2 separate regions of the Homo sapiens genome follow, and region 1 is linked to region 2. A link is a loop called in an ENCODE intact Hi-C map of the cell type or tissue named here. Cell type or tissue: GM12878. All regions are shown on one strand. Each heading gives the region's core, and the rest is flanking DNA. Links, peaks and the distances in the headings are about the cores only.

What was found. Hi-C counts contacts between places; a loop is a spot of excess contacts. Peaks named below come from ENCODE experiments on the same cell type or tissue, not always from the same donor. Only the 100,000 strongest peaks of a DNase experiment are listed, where the experiment ranks them.
Region 1: it touches region 2 in a loop (3-fold over the local background); 5 of 110 quality-filtered maps call a loop at or near these places.

The regions. Positions count from the first base shown.
Region 1 is chrX:78,312,917-78,323,593 of GRCh38, reverse strand. All of the region lies in intron 1 of CYSLTR1 (cysteinyl leukotriene receptor 1), which reads left to right. Among named protein-coding and RNA genes, the nearest start is that of CYSLTR1, 9.4 kb to the left of the region's middle. RefSeq lists an enhancer at 530-619. In GM12878, for the core only: no CTCF peak of the experiment used is centred there; a DNase peak (open chromatin) is centred at 1,595; H3K4me3 peaks cover 543 bases; H3K27ac peaks cover 769 bases.
Region 2 is chrX:78,137,825-78,141,824 of GRCh38, reverse strand. It overlaps TAF9B (TATA-box binding protein associated factor 9b), which reads left to right and starts at 2,175. Exons shown (of 7, transcript NM_015975.5): 1 at 2,175-2,264; 2 at 2,901-2,982; 3 at 3,727-3,863; 4 at 3,942-4,000. The coding sequence starts at 2,214. RefSeq lists an enhancer at 2,177-2,486. In GM12878, for the core only: no CTCF peak of the experiment used is centred there; a DNase peak (open chromatin) is centred at 2,164; H3K4me3 peaks cover 1,075 bases; H3K27ac peaks cover 903 bases.

The sequences.
Region 1 (10,677 bases), core at 1-4,000, 180 kb before region 2:
AAAGGGTTGTCTTTGTGTTGTCATGGATTCACCAAGCTAAGTAGAATTGAGCTAATAATAACAACACTCAAACATCTCAGATGTGTCTTACATACTTATTCCAAAGTTCCTAGGAAATACTCAGGCCTCAGAAGGTAATAAGGCTTCTTTTCATTCCAAATTGGTTACCATTTGTGTTTGATCTGAATTTGAATTCTTACTTAAGACAAAGGGCCTTAAATAAAAAGCAATCTCCTAGAGAACAACTCTTTTGCAAGAGCCAGACATCTAAATGCCAAGATGATAGAAGCAGGCCTCAGAGTTAGCTGTAAGCAATGACCTCAGAACATCAGAGGATTCCAAGCTGCTGGTAATTAGGTAGAGAGTTATAGAGGTATTCCTGGAAAAAGGCCCTCTACTTAGTGCTTTACAAAAAGTTCAAAAGTATGTGTGTAGGTTGCAACACATTTCTATCACCCAAACTAGGGGTGAAAGTATCCTCCACTATACACTGTCACCCACACTCATGCACTCCTCAAGATCTCTATTGCCTTTTGTTAACTTTCATTTCCCTTAAGTTCTGGTCTTATGCATCCTTTTAATCTGATTACACAGGATAAAGCATTTTTGGCACAGTACAATGGAAGGGGACACACTGTCATTAGTTCTGAATGCCACAGTCCAAGGTCCTTTTTGGTTTGACAGTGTCATGTGCTTAGATTCCAACTGTCTGACAACAGAATGGCCTGAATTGATGGGTTTGACGTTCTCCTCTTAAGGAGAATAAGAGACTACAGAAGAAACACCTGAGAGCTGTCAGCAACGAAGTATCAGTTCCCCCATAGTTTTTAATACCAATGAGAATACATATCCTTGGAAATGTATTCCCAAAAAGCATATCCCTGTGAGCAGCACATCCCTGGAAATATGAAGTAAGAAAGCTACTTATTGTAATGATAGGGCTAAAGTGATCACAGACGGAAGGATCATTCTGCCCTCCTCCCCCAAATCTTTTACTACGATGGAAGAAAGTCACTGGGATCATTAGCATAGCCTGATGGTTTGTAGATTAAATCTCCATAGAGGATGAGTAGCTTTACTGTAGTCAATCAATAAACAATCACTCAATAAACATCAAATACACATTTTCCTATGTGCAAAGAGAGATATGATTGTGGGGTGGTGTGGTCAAAGTAGGTGAGCCTTATATGAATAAGAAAGAGAATAATAAAAATTTACATTTTAAAGAGCTTTGTAATTTACAAAACATTCATATTTGTTGACTCTCCTATTCATTCAGATATTGATTCAACAAACATTAATGAGTGTCTACTGTATCAAAAGATTAATACAGCATTGTCCCTAACCTCCCTGAGCTCAGAATTACAGGATGGCACAACCAACTTTTTTTCATTTGACAATAATAGGCTACATGGAGAGGAGGAAAGAGGGCACTGGGGAGTTGGTCAAATAAAAACAGGGCTCCACTGAGCTGCACCCTCTTTAAATATGTTTTCTGCATCCTGCCACTGCTCAGCAGCAGAAGAGGAAGTATCGGTTTTAGGAGCCCTGAGTCCCAGCCTCCCCACTTCCTCTTCTGCTTTGGCCCTGCCTTCATCACCCCACTCCTGTTGGCACTCCTCCAACACATACAGACTCTCCAGTGCATGCTAGCATTTACTAGAAAGGTAAAGGAAATCTTGGCAGGCGTATAACTTAATAGAATCATGAAAGTACATCCAGATACTGATTTAATCTTTTTGTCTCTGCTATTGGTTCAATCCAAAAACACCCATCAGTCTCATTCGGACCCTATAATCAAACACATCCTTGAGTCTTTGCATTTCCATTAGTCTCTGAAATATGGCACTTTTGAACTCTCCTCCAGCCCCACCAGACCACTTATGCCTTTTTTTTTTTTTTTGAGACAGGGTTTCACTCTTGTTGCCCAAGCTGGAGTGCAATGGTAAAATCTCGGCTCACCACAGCCTCCGCCTCCCGGGTTCAAGCAGTTCTCCTGCCTCAGCCTCCTGAGTAGCTGGGATTACAGGCATGTGCCACCACGCCCAGCTAATTTTGTATTTTTAGGAGAGATGGTGTTTCTCCATGTTGGTCACGCTGGTCTCAAACTCCCGACCTCAGGTGATTCACTCACCTTGGTCTCCCAAAGCGCTGGGATTACAGGCATGAGCCACCGCTATGCCGTCTTTGTTTTAAGATCTTTGCCTCCCTTTCTGCCCAAATGTGTAGATTCAATCTGCTCCACCCCCTTTCCTTTCTTCTCTGGTGATTTGTAAAATGCCCATCCATGAGTCATGGTCCCCTGCACTCTGTGAATTTTCAGGCTTCTTTTAAATAGATTCTACCCTACTAGATATATCCACATTTTACTATCACTTTACACCATTATTTAGATTCTTGCATAACAGCACCTGCACTTACACACACACACACACACACACACACACACACACACACGTGCTCCTTCCTCTGATCCTAGACATCCACCCTGGGAAATTAGATGCTCTATTACTCAAAAGCTCTTAAGACCACAAAGTTACTCTTCAAAGTTGCCCAATTAGGAGAGGAAAAGAGCAAAAAATGAAGAAAGCAACTCACTGCTACTAATGAGCTATGAGCTTACTGTCTAAATGGGTGTGACAGACATGTAAGCAAAAAGAGTAATTACAGCAATAACAGAAAAACAGAGAGCCAAATCATGAGTGAACTCCCATTCACAATTGCTTCAAAGAGAATAAAATACCTAGGAATCCAACTTACAAGGGATGTGAAGGACCTCTTCAAGGAGAACTACAAACCGCTGCTCAATGAAATAAAAGAGGATACAAACAAATGGAAGAACATTCCATGCTCATGGGTAGGAAGAATCAAGATCGTGAAAATGGCCATACTGCCCAAGGTAATTTATAGATTCAATGCCATCCCCATGAAGCTACCAATGACTTTCTTCACAGAATTGGAAACAACTACTTTAAAGTTCATATGGAACCAAAAAAGAGCCCGCATTGCCAAGTCAATCCTAAGCCAAAAGGAGAAAGCTGGAGGCATCACGCTACCCAACTTCAAACTATACTACAAGGCTATAGTAACCAAAACAACATGGTACTGGTAGCAAAACAGAGATATAGACCAATGGAACAGAACAGAGCCCTCAGAAATAATGCCACATATCTACAACTATCTGATCTTTCACAAACCTGACAAAAAACAAGCAATGGGGAAAGGATTCCCTATTTAATAAATGGTGCTGGGAAAACTGGCTAGCCATATGCAGAAAGCTGAAACTGGATCCCTTCCTTACACCTTATACAAAAATTAATTCAAGATGGATTAAAGACTTAAATATTAGACCTAAAACCATAAAAACCCTAGAAGAAAACATAGGCAATACCATTCAGGACATAGGCATGGGCAAGTACTTCATGTCTAAAACACCAAAAGCAATGGCAACAAAAGCCGAAATTGACAAATGGGATCTAATTAAACTAAAGAGCTTCTGCACAGCAAAAGAAACTACCATCAGAGTGAATAGGCAACCTATAGAATGGGAGAAAATTTTTGCAATCTACTCATCTGACAAAGGGCCAATATCCAGAATCTACAATGAACTCAAACAAATGTACAAGAAAAAAACAACCCCATCAAAAAGTGGGCGAAGGATATGAACAGACACTTCTCAAAAGAAGACATTTATGCAGCCAACAGACACATGAAAAAATGCTCATCATCACTGGCCATCAGAGAAATGCAAATCAAAACCACAATGAGATACCATCTCACACCACTTAGAATGGCAATCATTAAAAAGTAAGGAAACAACAGATGCTGGAGAGGATGTGGAGAAATAGGAACACTTTTACACTGTTGGTGGGTTTGTAAAGCAGTCCAACCATTGTGGAAGTCTGTGGCGATTCCTCAGGGATCTAAAACTAGAAATACCATTTGACCTAGCCATCCCATTACTGGGTATATACCCAAAGGATTATAAATCATGCTGCTATAAAGACACATGCACACATATGTTTATTGTGGCACTATTCACAATAGCAAAGACTTGGAACCAACCCAAATGTCCAACAATGATAGACTGGATTAAGAAAATGTGGCACATATACACCATGGAATACTATGCAGCCATAAAAAATGATGAGTTCATGTCTTTTGTAGGGACAGGGATGAAGCCGGAAACCATCATTCTCAGCAAACTAACGCAAGGACAAAAAACCAAACACTGCATGTTCTCACTCATAGGTAGGAATTGAACGATGAGAACACATGGACACAGGAAGGGGAATATCACACACTGGGGCCTGTTGTGGGGTGGGGGGAGGGGGGAGGGATAGCATTAAGAGATATACCTAATGTTAAATGACGAGTTAATGGGTGCAGCACACCAACATGGCACATGTATACATATGTAACAAACCTGCACGTTGTGTACATGTACCCTAAAACTTAAAGTATAATAAAAAAAAGAAAACTAAACAACTTTAAAAAAAGAGTAATTACAGCACTGTAATAAATGAACCATGCACATGGGAGTATTCATAGAGAATGATAACTTCAACCTAAATCTTGAAGTATAAGTATAAATTTGCCAGGTTCACCTCTTGATTATTTAAGTGTGAAAGAGGATGCATAGATCACCTTCAAGTAGCTAAGGCATAATGAGATAAGGATGCTGAACTAAGTTGGTTAAAAAAAAAAAAAAGAAACAAAGGGTCAGGAGGCATTGCAAAATAAGAATCAACAGGACTCGAGGGATAAAATAAGGATAGGGTGGAGTCAAAGATGACTGCCAGGTTCTATGCCTGACTTACTGGAAGACTATTACTGTCATTGAAAAAATAGAAACATAAGGTGGGGAAGTTAATTTTGAAGAGAAGGTTGTTTTATCTGAAAATATGTTTGAAATTTTTTAAAGGACAAGAGATCCAAGTAGAGCAATCTAATAAGCAGCTGAAAATGATAGACTAAAGTTTAGGTAAGTCATTTGTGGCTGTGGTGGACAGAGATTTGTTATTTGCATGAAAGTTTTCTTTTTATTTTTAACTTCTTCTTAAGTTCAGGGGTACATGTGCAGGATGTGCAGGTTTGTTACATAGGTAAATGGGGTTTGTTGTACAGATTATTTTGTCACCAAGGTATTAAACCTAATATCCCTTAGTTATTTTTCCTGATCCTCTCCCTCTTCCCATCCTCCGCCCTCCAATAGGCCCCAGTGTGTGTTGTTCCCTTATATGTGTCCATGAGTGCTCATCATTTAGCTATCACTTATAAGTGAGAATATGCGGTGTTTGATTTTCTGTTCCTGCATTAGTTTGCTAAGAATAATGGGCTCCAGTTCCATCCATGTCCCTACAAAGGACATAATCTCATTCCTTTTTGTGTCTGCATAGTATTCCATGGTGTATATGTGACACATTTTCTTTATTCAGTCTACCATTGATGGGCATGTAGGTTGATTCCATGTCTTTGCTATTGTGAATAGTACTGCAATGAACATACACATGCATGTGTCCTTATAATAGAAGAATTTATATTCCTTCAGGTATATACCCAGTAATGGGGTTACTGTGTCGAATGGTATTTCTGTCTCTAGGCCTTTTAAATTTAATTTTAATAGTATTGGGGGAACAGGTGGTTTCTGGTTACATGCATAAGTTCTTTGGTGATGATTTCTGACATTTCAGTGCTCCCATCACCCAGGCAGTGTACACTGTACGCAATGTGTAGTCTTTTAGCCCTCACTCCCTTCCCACCCTTCCCCGAGTCCCCAAAGTCCATTATATCATTCTTACATCTTTGCATCCTCATAGCTTAGCTCCCACATATAAGGGAGAATATATAAATGTTTGGTTTTCCATTCCTGATCTACTTCACTTAGAATAATGGTCTCCAACTCTGTCCAGATTGCTGCAAATGCCATAATTTCATTTATTTTTATGGCTGAGTAGTATTCTATGGTGTAGATATACAACATTTTTTATACAGTCATTGGTTGATGGGCATTTAGGCTGGTTCCATATTTTTGCAAGTGTGAATAGTGCTACTATAAACATGCATGTGCATGTGTCTTTTTCATATAATGACTTCTTTTCCTTTGGGTAGAAACCCAATAGTAGTATTGCTGGATCAAATGATAATTCCACTTTTAGTTCTTTAAGTAATTTCCATACTGTTTTCCATAGTAGTTGTACTAGTTTACATTTCCACCAGCAGTGTAAAAGTATTCCCTTTTCACCACACCCATGCCAACATCTATTATTTTTTAATTTTTTAATTAAGTCTTGTAGGAGTAAGGCAGTATCTCATTGTGGTTTTAATTTGCATTTCCCAGATAATTAGTGATGTTGAGTATTTTGTCATATGTTTGTTGGTCATTTGTATATCTTCTTTTGAGAATTGTCTATACATGTCCCTTTTCCACTTTGTGATGGGATTATTTGTTTTTTTCTTGCTGATTTATTTGAGTTGTTGTAGACTTTGGATATTAGTTGTTTGTCAGATGCATAGTTTGCAAATATTTTCTCCCATTCTGTGGGTTGTCTGTTTACTGTACTAATTATTTCTTTTGCTGTGCAGAATTCTTTTAGTTTAAATTTGTCTCATCTATTTATTGTTGTTTTTGTTGTATTTGCTTTTGGGTTCTTGGTCATGAAGTCTGCCTTAGCCGACATCTAGAAGAATTTTTCCAATGTTATTTTTTAGAGTTTTTATGGTTTTGGGTCTTAGATTTAAGTATTTGATACATCTTGAGTTGATTTTTGTGTAAAGTGAAAGACAAGGATCCAGTTTCATTCTTCTACGTGTGGCTTGCCAATTATTTCAGCAACATTTTCTGAATAGGATGTCCTTTCCCAGTTTATGTTTTTGTTTGCTTTGTTGAAGATCAGTTGACTGTAAGTATTTGGCTTTATTTTGGGGTTCTCTATTCTGTTCCATTGGTTCTATTGTGCCATATAGTTCACAAGAGAAGTGGGGGATAGCTGGTAGTGAAAGGCCTCACCCACCTCCCACACAGTTGGCAAGGCCAGCCTCGCTCCTATAGTGCTCCACTAATGGTGCCAAGTTTAGATCCAGGCAGCTTGCTTTTGCAGAACTCAGAACTTTTCCCAGGCCATAAGCTTCCCCGCTGAGCAAGCAAACTTGGCTTTCAGGTCTCACCCCTTCCTATCTGCCCACAGTGTCAGCTGTGGCTCCTGCATTCATATCTGCAGCAGTTCCCATTTGCTCCCTGGCTTTTGCTCAAGAAAGTTAGTGCCCAGTTGAAATTGTTGCAAAATCCAGTTGGAAACTTCTTACACCCTGTGACCCCTCCCTAATTCCACTGGGTGCGTTCCCCAAAGGCCCCTGTGACATACAGTCAGGGATGGCTTCACTGGGCTCAAGCTGGATAATGGGAGCGCCTATAAGGCTCTTCCCACTGCTACTTTTACCTTGATGGTCTTGGATAAGATGTGGGAAAATTCTACAGATTGCCAGGCAGAGATTCTTGTTCTCTTCCCTTACTTTCTTACAAACAAATGTAGTCTCTCTGTCTCTCCATCGTGAACCACCTAAAGCTGAGGGTGGAGTGACACAAGCATCCCTGTGGCTACCACCACTATGACTGTGCTGGGTCAGCACAGCACTGGGTATCACCCCAGGCCTGCTGTAACCACTCCCTGGCTACTGTCTATGTTTACTCAAGGCCCTGGGGATCTATAATCAGCAGGTGGTAAACCCAGCCAGGCTTGTGTCCCTCTCTTAATAGTAGTAAGTTTCCCCATTCTTTGGGTGGGTCCTGTGGTGCCGTTCAGGAGTCAGGGACTAGAATCAAAATGCTTAGATGTCTACCTGGTGTGCTATTGCACTGCACCTGAGTTGGCACTCAAATTACAAAATGCAGTCCTTCCCACTCTTCCCTCCCCATTCCAAAGCAGAGAAGCCTCATCTCATGGCCACCATAACTATAGACCCATGGAGACTACTGCCAGACTACCACCAATGTTCCCTTAAGGGCCAAGTTCCCTTCAGTCAGCTTGTAGTCAATGCTGCCCAGCCTGGGACTCACCCTACAGAACAGTAGGCTCCCTTCCAGCCCAAGAAACATACAGAAATGCCATATGAGAGCCATATACTTGATTTGAGGACCCTGCGAGGTCATTTGGTGGTCTACCTCCCTGTGGCCAAGCTGGCATATAAGGTGTAAGACCAAATTCCCCTCACTTTTTTCTCTCCCTTCCGAAGCAGAAGGAATCTTGCCTCAGCCACCAGAGCTTGGAATATGCTGTTTCACCTGAAGCCAGCAGCTCTGTGTCACCAAAGACCATCAGCAATGTACCTGGATATCATTTCTGTTTATTCAAGGCCCAAGGGCTCTTCAGTTGGCCGGTGATGAGTGTTGCCAGGACTAGGTCCTTCCCTTCAAGGCAGCAGGTTCCCTTCAGAGTATGTCTAGAAATGTCATTCAGGAGCTAGGGCCTGGAAAGGGGGCCTCATAGCTCTAACAGGTGCCCTATCCTGCTATGGATGAGGTGGTATCCAAGATGCAAGATAAAGTCCTCCCCACTTTTCTCTTTTGTCTCTTCAAGCAGAAGGAAGGCATCTATTTTGGACTTGCAAGCTGTGCAGCCTGGGATAAGAAGAAGGATGATATAAGCGCTCTCTTGGCCTGGTTGGTGTCTCTGTAGGTCACATGCTTCTCTAGTCCACTGTATCTGGGCACAGTTTAGCACTAGGACGTTCCTAGGAGTTGCAGTCCTTGCAGCCTAGGCTGCCTTTCAAGATTATTTAGAGCCCCAGGGCACTTTACCCCTGGTGGCAAGGCATGCAGGAACTCAAGTTCTGACTGTTGGAGTGAGTAATTCTCCCCTGACTAAGGCTGGTTTAAATGCTCTCTCTGTGGGCAGGTGTCAGTTGAGTTTCATCCAGTTCTTCTTTCTGCTCTAATAGGACAGCACTGAGTTCAATGCCTCACAATTTCTGCACTCTCCCTCTCTGGCACACAGAAACACTCTTCCCACCACACTGTCACTGCTAGGGAATAGGAGATTAGTGGCATTGGTAATTCAAAGCTGTTTTTTCTACCTTTTTAGTGCCTCTTTCTGCAATATGAAATTAAAACCAGGTACTATGAGTACTCACCTAATTTTTGGTTCTTGTGAAGGTGATTTTTTTGTAGCTAGTTGTTAAAGTGACATACCTGCAGGGAAGACAATTGGTGGAGCCTTCCATTCTGCCTTCTTGCTCCATCCTCTGATACAATTACTATTTTTGAAAAGTACAAAGAAGAGCTAGAGACAAATTAAGTGAAAACAGAAATTTGAATTCTGTGGGTGAATCATCAACTCTCTAGTCAAGTGTTCTCCAAGGTTCTAACATCCTGAGAATACACTGTACTTCCTTCCTCCTAATTCTTCCACATCTGACCTTTCTAACCCTTTATTTACTGTGCCTTCTGAAACACCCTTTCCATTATGAGTAAATTCTCCTATGTCCTAAACCTCTTCAAATAATTCTCTCACCGTGTCCTTGCCTTAAGCTAACCTTGGTCTTTCTCATCAAAAGTGTGCTGCTTATTTTTCTACATCCCATATACTGTGAGCCAGAATCTATTAGCTGTCTCTTGGCTCGCTGATGCTACTCTAAATCATTACTTTTCTACCATAATGCAAAAAGACATTCATCTATGTCACCCTCTAATCTTTCTTATTCACATCGTCTGTCAACCTCTTAGACAGTTCTCCTCTCTACCCCCTAAATTATATGATCACTTTGGTAACGTCATCTTCCATGTGAACAACCAACCCAACAAACTGACTTCAATTTTTCTTACCACCTTATCTGAAACAATGTCCATTCACATTCCATCTTGGTTACTCATTCCATGCCCACGTCCAGGGCCTTATTTGTCACCACAGAACTGAAATTTGGAACTCCAATGTACAACACTCTGACTAAAGCCCATAGACTTTCAGACACCCCCTTTTACCACTACACCAGTTCATACATCTCAGTGAGTCTTCAAGTCTTTTGTGCTCTCCCTTTTCTGCCAATCTATTAAATTTCTTCATAATTTTACTTTTAGCTATTATTTTGGTTGCATTCTATTGTTGCTAATTTTATTTTTTCTGGTTTCAACTTTTATTTAGATTAAGGGGTACATTGTGCAGTTTGTTATATGAGTATACTGCATAATGCTGAGGTTTGGGGTACAAATGATCTCAACACCCAGGTAGGGAACATAGTACCCAATAGGTATTTTTTCAGCCCATGCCCACTTCCCTTTCTCCCCCATCAGGTAGTCTCCAGTGTCCATTGTTCCAATATTTATGTCTATATGTATTCAATATTTAGCTCCCACTTGTAAGCAAGGAAATGTGGTGTTTGGTTTTCTGTTCCTATGTTAATTTGCTTAGAATAATTGCCTCCAGCTCCGTCCATCTTGCTGCAAAGGACATGATTTTGTTTTTTTATATAGCTGCATAGTACTTCATGGTATATATGTACCACATTTTCTTTAACCAGTCTATCATTGATGGCCATTTATGTTGATTCCACATCTTTGCCATTGTGAATAGCAGTTTGATGAATATGTGCATGGATGTATTTTTGATAGACTTAATTATTTTCCCTTGGCTATATAGCCACTAGTGGGGTTGCTGAGTCAAATAGAGTTCCATTTAAAGTTTT
Region 2 (4,000 bases), core at 1-4,000:
ACATAAAAAACATATAATTTCAAGTGAACACTTATTCTTAAGTAATGATACATATGGACAATTATTTATAATATGTTATGGGTTTTCTTCATCTAGCACATCTATGTCCTGGGTTGGCTCTCTGAAGGTTGGCCACCCTAAGACTATAGTACCATTCTAGTGGGAGGAAAAATATATAAACAAGATACTATTTGTAAATTGCACAGAATAGAAACTGATAAACAATGGTGCCATCTGTGAAAGTGACATCAGTGGCTGGAACAGGTGAGAGAGGCTTTCTTTTACTAGGGTATTTTAAAGTAGTCTTAAATGTTGTACCTTGCAAATATACCACGTATTTTTATTTTATTTTATTTCTTTTTCTGAGATGGAGTCTCGCTCTGTCGCCCAGGCTGGAGTGCAGTGGCGCAGTCTCGACTCACTGCAACGTCCACCTCCTGGGTTCCAGCGATTGTCCTGCCTCAGCCTCCTGAGTAGCTGGGACTATAGGCGTGCCCTGCCATGCCCGGCTACATTTTGTATTTTTAGTAGAGACAGGGTTTCACCACATTGGCCAAACTGATCTCAAACTCCTGACGTTAAGTGATCCGCCCGCCTCGGCTCCCGAAGTGCTGGGATTACAGGCGTGAGCCACCGTGCCTGGCCCCCACCTATTTTTAAATGTACCTTGCAAATATTCAAAAGCAAGGGACTGTTACTAGTTTTACACAGAGGTTGGCCACAGTAAGAGTGGAGAAAGGCACTAGCTCAGCGTGGGAGCACGTGCTCTCACTGGAAACAATGTATTGAGAACACATGGTTCTTGGTTGGGGGGAGTTCCTGCCCAAACTTCAAGATGGCGGCCAGGTGGACTGCTGATTCTGATGAGTCTGATGAGGTGAGCTGCGCCACAAAACTGAAGGACCCGCTAAGCCTGGGAAATTAGTATGTATTTGTGTAAGTGTTTGTGAGGAGAGCCACTGGAGGGTTTTAAGGAAAATAATGATTGGATTTATGACTGAAAGGTCCGTCTAGCTGTGTAAGGAATGTGGGGGGACACTATTTGGGGAGCATATTTCTGTAATCTTGGTAAGGATGTTGGCTTGGACTCGTTAGCATAGTAGCACTGGATGGAGATGTGGAGACATGGATAGAACTTTGGGAGGTCACCCGGACAAGACTTGTTGCTAGGTTGAGTGTGGATTGTGAGGGAAAGCGCCAACATGGCTGCCTGCTCCGTTTCTGGCCTGGGTGAGTCACGGTTCCTGTTCCTGAGGGAGAATCCTAGGGCGTTGGTGGATGTGGAGGGTAAGAATGAGTTATCTGCGACATTTTAAGCCAGAGATAGTTAACTGATGCACATTTTTTGAAAGTCACTGGGGCTGGATGGTAGGTTCTCACGAAAAGTCATTCGGGCTGTTCTGTGGGTGAGGGGCTGGGAAGGGTGTAACTGGGAGGCAAGGAAGGGTCCTGTGTTGGCCTCAGCGGGGAGACAGGAAGCTGCTCCAGGGCCAAGAGAGGCTAGAGGGTCTCTAACGGGCCGAGTGAAGGCTTTAGTTTTTCATCAGTGTGAAATGGGCAGCCACGGTAGGGCTTTGAGTGTGACAAGGGCTGACCAAAGTCTTGCTGTGGGGAGAGCAAGCTATTGGGTAGGATTGTCAGATTTAGCTAATAAAAATCCAGGACACCCGGTTAAATATGAATATCAGAACAATTATTTCGTAGCATAAGTATGGCCTGTGCAAATCTGGGATATACTTATACTAAAAATGTATTCCTTGTTGATGTGACATTCAAACGTAACGGGTCCAACTGTGTTGGACCAAGCAGCCCTAACACCGACTGGGTCTGGAATTCCGGGAGGCCGAAAGGGGCAAAGGTGGTAGCCGTGGAGGTGTGAGGAGGGACCCCCGCAAAGGTGAGGTTGGCCCACTTGGTGCCCTTTGCCGGGAAACAACTCTGGGAAGTCGAGCTTCTCGGCCCCTCTACTTCTTTCAGGCCCCAGCAGGCTCCATGGGGAAGGATTACCTGCCTCTTCCAATACTGAACTCGGGCACCCCAGCGCGTCTCTTCCCCTGGCCAGCGGCTTGCTGAAACTCCCGCCCCCGGCGGCTGGCACGTAACCCCGCCTTCCGTTTCCCTCCTCCCGCTCCCCGCAGGGGTGGAGCCTGAGCGAGGAGCCCGCGAGCTCTCCTCTCTCCTCTGTCTCCGCGGATGACGAGTGGCTGGATAACATGGAGTCGGGCAAGATGGCGCCTCCCAAGAACGCTCCGAGAGATGCCTTGGTAAGTGCGAAGGATAAGCCGCGGATCGCGAAGCCAGGTGCAGCCAGGGACCTGCGAGGCGGGGCCACGCTGAGGGCCTGAGGGTCGGCTCGCACGCTCGTTTCAGTCTAGTCAGGGCCGTCAGGAGGAGAGGGTGATGGGGATGCGCCCTGGCCCCCGGGCCCCTATCTCGCCGCTTGGGCCAAGTCTTGCCAGAGGGTCGCGGTCCAGTGGAGCTTGCGGAACGGCTGCCCAGCTTTGTGTCCTGGGCTTCGGGCCCCTGCCTCCCCCTCGTCTCTAGCTATCTGCCAGCCCTGACTCCGCGTCCAGGGTTCTGATGCTACCTTAACCCGCCGCCACAGCCAAAAATGACAACCAGCTGGAGCTACTTACCTCTGCTGGAGAAGCCAAATTCTGTCTTCTCTTTGCCCCACACCCCGCCCCCAACCCCGCCAAAAAATAAAAATAAAAGTTTTCTGCAAAAGCGTACTATGCGATTTCGTGTGATCACTGACTCACTTGGGAGGGCAAGGGTGAGTAGGACTTTGGAGCCCAAAGAAGGGGAACCTTGTATCATAAATATAAATACTACCCTTCAGTGCAGCCTTGATTTCCAGTACCAAATTCTGCATCTGGTGTTTTTATTTGAATCCACAGGTGATGGCACAGATCCTGAAGGATATGGGAATCACAGAGTATGAACCAAGGGTTATAAATCAAATGTTGGAATTTGCTTTCCGTAAGTTAATGAAACACCAAAAACTTGCCTAACTTGTGAACTTGAAAAGATATTTTTATTGTAAGAACATTTTCTTTTATTTTCTTTTTTGAGACAGGGACTCGCTGTTGCCCAGGCTAGAAGGCAGTGGCGCGATCTTGGCTCACTGCGGCCTCCGCCTCCTGGGTTCAAGCGATTCTTGTGCCTCAGCCTCCCGAGCTGGGACTACAGGCACTTGCCACCACGCCCGGCTAAGTGTTGTATTATTAGTAGAAAGGGAGTTTCGCCATATTGCCCAGGCTGGCCTCGAACTACTGACTCAAGTGATCCCCCCATCTCGGCCTCCCAAAGTGTTGGGATTACAGGCGTGAGCCACCGCACCCAGCCTTGTAAGAACATTTTCAACCAAATTATGTTAACAGTATCATAGAATTCAGCCTAAAGAACGAAAGGAGCTCAAGCTAGGGGACAGTAGTATTCACACTGTGATATCTGTTTAAAACTGATCATATAGACAGGACAATTACTTATTAAAATCAGCATTTAGGCTGAGCACAGTAGCTTACACCTGTAATCTCAGCACTTCGGGAGGCTGTCGCGGGGAGGCCAGGAGTTTCCTGGGCAACATAGCGAGACCCTGTCTCTACAAAAACCCACAAAATTTATAAACCGTCTACAAATTAGTGGAAAGTTTTATTAAGACAAGTAGCCATAAATATTAAGCTGTCTTCATATGTTTAAGAAAAGATTGTTTTGTTCTTATAGGTTATGTGACTACAATTCTGGATGATGCAAAAATTTATTCGAGCCATGCTAAGAAACCTAATGTTGATGCAGATGATGTGAGACTGGCAATCCAGTGTCGTGCTGACCAATCTTTTACCTCTCCTCCCCCAAGAGATGTGAGCAAACTTTGATTTGAAGTTATTTTTACTTACAATTTTTAAAACTGTAGTTCTAATAAGGATTTTTTTTTTAAGTTTTTACTGGATATCGCAAGGCAGAAAAATCAAACCCCTTTGCCACTGATTAAGCCATA